Regions from separate parts of the Homo sapiens genome. Here region 1 is linked to region 2. The links are chromatin loops, found by intact Hi-C in ENCODE. Cell type or tissue: IMR-90. All regions are shown on one strand. Each heading gives the region's core, and the rest is flanking DNA. Links, peaks and the distances in the headings are about the cores only. Region 1 has its middle 13 kb from the start of LINC02421. Region 2 holds the start of LOC105369816 (a long non-coding RNA gene).

Region 1 (2,921 bases), core at 217-2,716, 72 kb after region 2:
ATGAAAATGTGCAGATATTGGAAAGCCCTGGCTCCTCATCTGCAATGAAGAAGATATACTGTACACATACACCCATATACCACTGGAAACGGATAGGATGTGTTATCCCTCAGGACTGTATGTTTTCTTTAAAAATTCTTATTGTTTCATTAATTCAACAAATATGTATTCGTCAATGACCATATGTAGGACTGAGTTAGGAACTGTAGGAAACACAAGGGAATCGGTTATGGACGCCTTTCTTCAATAGCTTAGAGCAGAGGTCCCCAATCCCTGGGCTGTGGATGGGTGCAGGTCTGTGGCCTGTTAGGGACTGGGGCTCACAGCAGGCGGTGAGCAGTGGGCAAGCAAGCAAAGCTTCATCTGTATTTACAGCTGCTCCCCATGGTTCGCATTACTGCCTGAGCTCTGCCTCCCATCAGATCAGCGGTGGCACTAGATTTTCATAGAAGCACGAACCCTATTGTAAACTGTGCGTGCGGGGGTTCTAGATTGCACACTCCTTATGATAATCTAGCACCTGATGATCTGCCACTGTCTCCCATCACCCACCAGATGGGACCGTCTAGTTGCAGAAAAACAAGCTCAGGGGTCTCACTGACTCTACATTGCGGTGAGTTGTATAATTATTTCATTATATATTACACTATAATAATAATAGAAATAAAGTGCACAACAAATGTAATGCACTTGAATCATCCTGAAACCATCCCCCGCTTCCTGGTCTGTGGAAAAATTGTCTTTGATGAAACTGGTCCCTGGTGCCAAAACGTTGGGGCCTGCTGACCTAGAGTCTGGTCCAGGGTTTCTCAACCTCACACTGTTGTCATTTCTTTGTTGTGGGGGGTTTCTGTGCATTGTAGGATCTTTAGCAGCTACCCTCGCCTCTACCTACCGGCTGCCAGTAGTACCCCCCGTCTTGAGTTGTAGCAACCAAAACCATCTTCAGACCTTACTAAATATTCCCTGGGGGACAAAATTGTCTCCATTTGACAACCACTGGTCTTTTACAAATGATAAAACATATGCACACTTAACACAAAGATAGCAAATGATGACTGACAGGAAAGAAATACAGATAAACAAACGCTGTAGACATTCACAGGAGGCAATAATCACTTTCAGCTGAAGGCTTGCTGGGCAAGGAAGTGTTTACATTAGGCCTTGAGGAATTCCCAGGATTTAGAAATACAATTAAGAGGGCATTCCAGATGGAGGAAACAGCAGATACCAAGGAATTGAGGTACAGATGGAGTAGTTAGGAGTTTTGTTGGAAATCACATCAGATTGGCTATTGGGGCAGATCCTGGAGGATCAGATCCTCTGATTAAGGAGGGCATATTCTGCAGTGATGGGGACACAGCACAGTGCCTTAGTTCTGACTGGGACAATCCCCTATGGGTAAACTGTAGGTAAGATGTATTGGAGGTGAAATTAGGATGTTGAGAGCTGGATGGCAGGGTTGCCATGGACAGCAGATTACCAAGAGAGTCTAAGGAGACATTGTGAGTGTCAAGACTAGGAGAATATGGACCTTAGAAACATTTCAAAGTAAACTCAAAAAGACTAGGAGTAAAAATGAAAGAGGAATCAAATACGACCTAGCTGTTTGAAGCTTGGAGGTTATTATTAATAGAAATGGAAACTGTTGGAGAAAAGGAAAGTTAAGATTAGAGGGAGATAAATTCACTTGGGTCATGCTCAATTTGAGATGCCAGCAGGATACAGTGGTGAATATATCGAGGGCATTGGAAAACCCATTTCTGAGGTTTGGGAGGGAGATCAGAGCAAGGGGAAGATTTTGGAACAATAGGCTCTCATGGCTGTTTCCTCCTCTCTCTGTCACTATTTCTTACTTTATTTTTCTAGCTCTTCTTTCTTTTCCTTCCTCTGAATCTGTTGTTACTTGTTACTTCTCTTTCTCTATTATTCTTTGAATAATAGTAAGAAGAAGAAGAATAACAGCTGTCATTAGGTAAGCAACTGTTACATTGCAGGCAAGGAACGGTGTTTCCTGATGTCTTTGTCCTTCCTCCCACCAGTGTGTTCCTTCAGCTCACCTCCAGCCAGCACATCAGCCTCTTTTATTCCTAGAAAATACCTTACTTGTATTGCTAGTCTCATTTAACCTCTTTATAACTATCAGGTAAGGTCAAACTTATTATTTCCATTTTCAGATAAGAAAATAAAGGCCCAAATATATTAGATTAGTTCCCATGGACCTGACTGGTAGGTGACACAGATGATATTCACACACTGATCACACACTGAGATTATTCTCTTTCCACTAGAACAGGTATGGGTAAATTACTGCCTGTGGGCCAAATCAGACCCCCTCACCTGCTTTTCTATAGCCTATGAGCTAATAATGGTTTTTACAGAAAAGAATCAAAGAATAAATGATAATGTTTTGTGACATGGGAAAATTATATGAAATTCAAATTTGTGTCCATTAAAGAAGTTTTACTGGGACACAGTCACACTCATTTGTTTGTGTATTGGCTGTGGCTGCTCTTGCCTTACAATGGCAGGACTGACTAGATGTGACAGAAATTCTATGTCTCACAAAACCAAAAATATTTACTCTCTGGTCCTTTGCAGAAAGTTTGCCATTCCCTGCTGTGTGCTCCTTCTGGGCAAGTCATTGAATCTATGGATTCAACTATTGCCTCTGTGCACGAACTCTCATGCTGGAATGAAACAGAAGAAAGAGGAGAAATGGCACCCTCCCCCACACCAAGTTATAATAGTCCCACCAATAAAATCCCAACAACGCAGACAGGGAACACATTACACCTGTCAAAAAAGTGGCAGAATCTGAAGCATGGTAGTCAGTGGAACCGGCCACAGTCATTGTGACACACAATTTATCAGTGTGTCTTTTTCTTTTCCTGAGGTAGTAAAAACATCATATATATTTT
Region 2 (2,921 bases), core at 300-2,799:
ACTTTCTTCTACTTAAACTCTCCACTGACCTCTCATCACACTAAGGATAACATGGGTAATTTCCTTGACATGTCCTTCAAAGCCCTTTGCGATTGGGCTCCTGCTTCTTTCCAACGTCATTTGGTTCCATTCTTCCCTGGCTCAGTGCATTCCAGCCACATCTGTTTTCTGTGTGTTTCCTGAATGTCTGTCTCATTCCTGCCTCAGGACATTAGTACTTCCTGCTCCCTCTGCTGAAACCCCTCTGCGCTCTCTCCTTGTGTGGTTGGTGTCTTACTGTTTATCACTTAGATCTGACACTATCTGCTTAGATAGTACTTCCTTGGCCACTCTACCAGTGCCCATTTCCCCCACCCCTAGTCCTTCTCTGTCACGTTACCCTGTTTATTTTTTTTTTAAGTGTCTTACAAAAGACACTGATCAGTGTCTGGAAAAACCTTATTTATCTGTTTAATGATTGTTTATTGTCTGTCTCCCTCAATAAGTGTAAGTTACATTATGCTAGTTCTTGTTACCTCTGTATTTCCTATTGCCTTAAACAGCACTGGCATGCAGTAGGCATTCCACAACTGTTTGTTATTGAATATAAAGGCTTATGTGTGTTGGAGGAAGTAAAGAAGAAGCCAGTGGAGAGGGAGAAATTAGAAATGTTATATGCCAGGAAGGCAAATAGGTATCATTTCTAGTGCCAACCTTGAATGCTTGGTAGTGGCTGCCTAGAACCCTGCCTTAGGATTATGCAGTTTCCTCAGGGTTCAGCAGAAAACAACGCTATAATTGATTAACAATGTCTTATTGCTAATTAGCAAATTCCATAGGCATAGGAAGGGGCAGTTTAGTGGTTGAATAATAGACTTCTATTTCAGTGTGCATTGCTTCAATTCTTGTCTTGACACATGGACATTGTTTTCAGGATATGGCTGAGACTAGATCTCAGTTAATGTATAGGTTGTTGGGTTTTTCCTTTACAAACCTGTATAATATGAAGAGCACAGATGCTTTTGTATCTTCTTCTTCTTCTTCTTCTTCTTCTTCTTCTTCTTCCTATTATTATTATTATTATTATTATTATTATTATTATTGAGATGGAGTCTCGCTCTGTCACCCATTCTGGAGTGCAGTGGCAAGACCTCGGCTCACTGCAACCTCCACCTCCCGAGTTTAAGCGATTCTCCTGGCTCAACCTCCCAAGTAGCTTGGACTATAAGCATGTGGCAACATGTCCGGCTGATTTTTGTACTTTTAGTAGAGACGGAGTTTCACCATGTTGGCAAGGCTGGTCTCAAACTCTTGACCTCAAGTGATCCGCCTGCCTCAGCCTCCCAAAGTACTGGGATTATAGGCATGAGCTGTCACACTCGGCCATAGTATAATTTACTAATTTGTTCTTTAATGTGATATTTGTCCATATGTGTGTATGCCTTCAGTGGTATGGGAAAAGGACAGCAAGTATTTCTTAATCATCTTAGTCTCCTTTCTTTTATACTTTCAGTGCTTGATCTTTTGGGTGATATCAGAATGGTAGCTACTTCTGGGTAAACATCATTAACAAGCCCTCTGGCCAGCAGTAAGAGGTGGCCTCCCTGGGATGACAAGGTAGAAGGGAGCTGCAGTTGAGTTGTTTTCCTATTTCAGATACTCCCTATCTCCTTTTAGGTTTGGAATCTGCAAGTCTCTTACCCTCTAGGCTAATTATTTCCTTTTGAGAGCAGTGAGGCCTTTTATCAAGATGGCTACATTCTTGTGTGTCCTGACGCACAAATGATGAGTAATGGGCTGATTAGCCCAGTGACCTTCATGAATGATAAAAAGGGAACATAAAGATGAGAGGTTTTTCCCACTCTGGGAATCAGCTTCTCTCTGGACTTTTTTCAAGACATGCTCCCTTACAATAAATAGTACATTGCGCTTATTTCTTGTCTGATCCATGCATCCTGATATTTTGAAATGAGAATTTTAAAACCAAGGATGGAGTACTTGACTCCCAGGCCCCTGACCAGGATCTGCTTAGCACACACTATTTAATAGTGTTCAGATTAACTTCTGGGCACCTGCGAGCCACCACAGTGCTGCTATTTTGATAATCCCATGGTTTAGAGGCCCTGACACCATGGCCACTTCCACCTTTTACTCTGATTAAGCGCTCATGTTGCTATTCTGTGAACCAGTGCCAGAGAGGAAGGTTGGCTCTCTGTTTGGAAGTGGCCCAAGCTTCTATTATAACCACTTTGGGAAAAAAGGCAAAAGAGCAGCTGTCCTACACAGTGTCTTTCTCCTCCTCCTGCTCACCCAGTCTGAGCTCAGACTTACCATGATTCCCTCATTTGACCTCGAGCATATCACCATCAGGGGTTTGCAATTCAAAGTACAGCATCACAGCAGACAGAACAATGGCTTGGCCAAAGATGTCCATGTCCTTATCCTCAGAATATGTGAACAGGTTAGGTTGCATGATGTTTTGACTGCATTGTGTTTTCCCAGAACTCATATGTTGAAGCCTAACCCCCAATGTGTCTGTATTTGGAGATAGGGCCTTTAGGGAAGTAATTAAGGTTAAATGAGGTTGTAAGGATGCTGTTTGTATTAGTCCATTTTCACACTGCTGATAAAGACATACCCAAGACTGGGAAGAAAAGAGGTTTAATGGACTTACAGATGCACATGGCTGGGGAGGCCTCGCAATCATGGAGGAAGGCAAGGAGTAGCAAGTCACATCTTATGTGGATGGCAGCAGGCAGACAGAGGGAGCTTGTGCAGGGAACTCCTCTTTTTAAAACCATCAGATCTCATGAGGCTTATTCACTGTCACGAGAACAGCATGAGAAAGACTTGCCCCCATGATTCAACTACCTCCCACCACATCCCTCCCACAACTCATGGGAATTCAAGATGAGATTTAGGTGGAGACACAGCCAAACCAT

Evidence for each region. Hi-C counts contacts between places; a loop is a spot of excess contacts. Peaks named below come from ENCODE experiments on the same cell type or tissue, not always from the same donor. Only the 100,000 strongest peaks of a DNase experiment are listed, where the experiment ranks them.
Region 1: it touches region 2 in a loop (5-fold over the local background); 1 of 110 quality-filtered maps calls a loop at or near these places.

The regions. Positions count from the first base shown.
Region 1 is chr12:67,741,499-67,744,419 of GRCh38, forward strand. No RefSeq gene overlaps it. Among named protein-coding and RNA genes, the nearest start is that of LINC02421, 13 kb to the left of the region's middle. In IMR-90, for the core only: no CTCF peak of the experiment used is centred there; no DNase peak of the experiment used is centred there.
Region 2 is chr12:67,669,876-67,672,796 of GRCh38, forward strand. LOC105369816 (a long non-coding RNA gene) reads left to right here and starts at 1,045. Exons shown (of 3, transcript XR_945052.3): 1 at 1,045-2,921. In IMR-90, for the core only: no CTCF peak of the experiment used is centred there; a DNase peak (open chromatin) is centred at 1,766.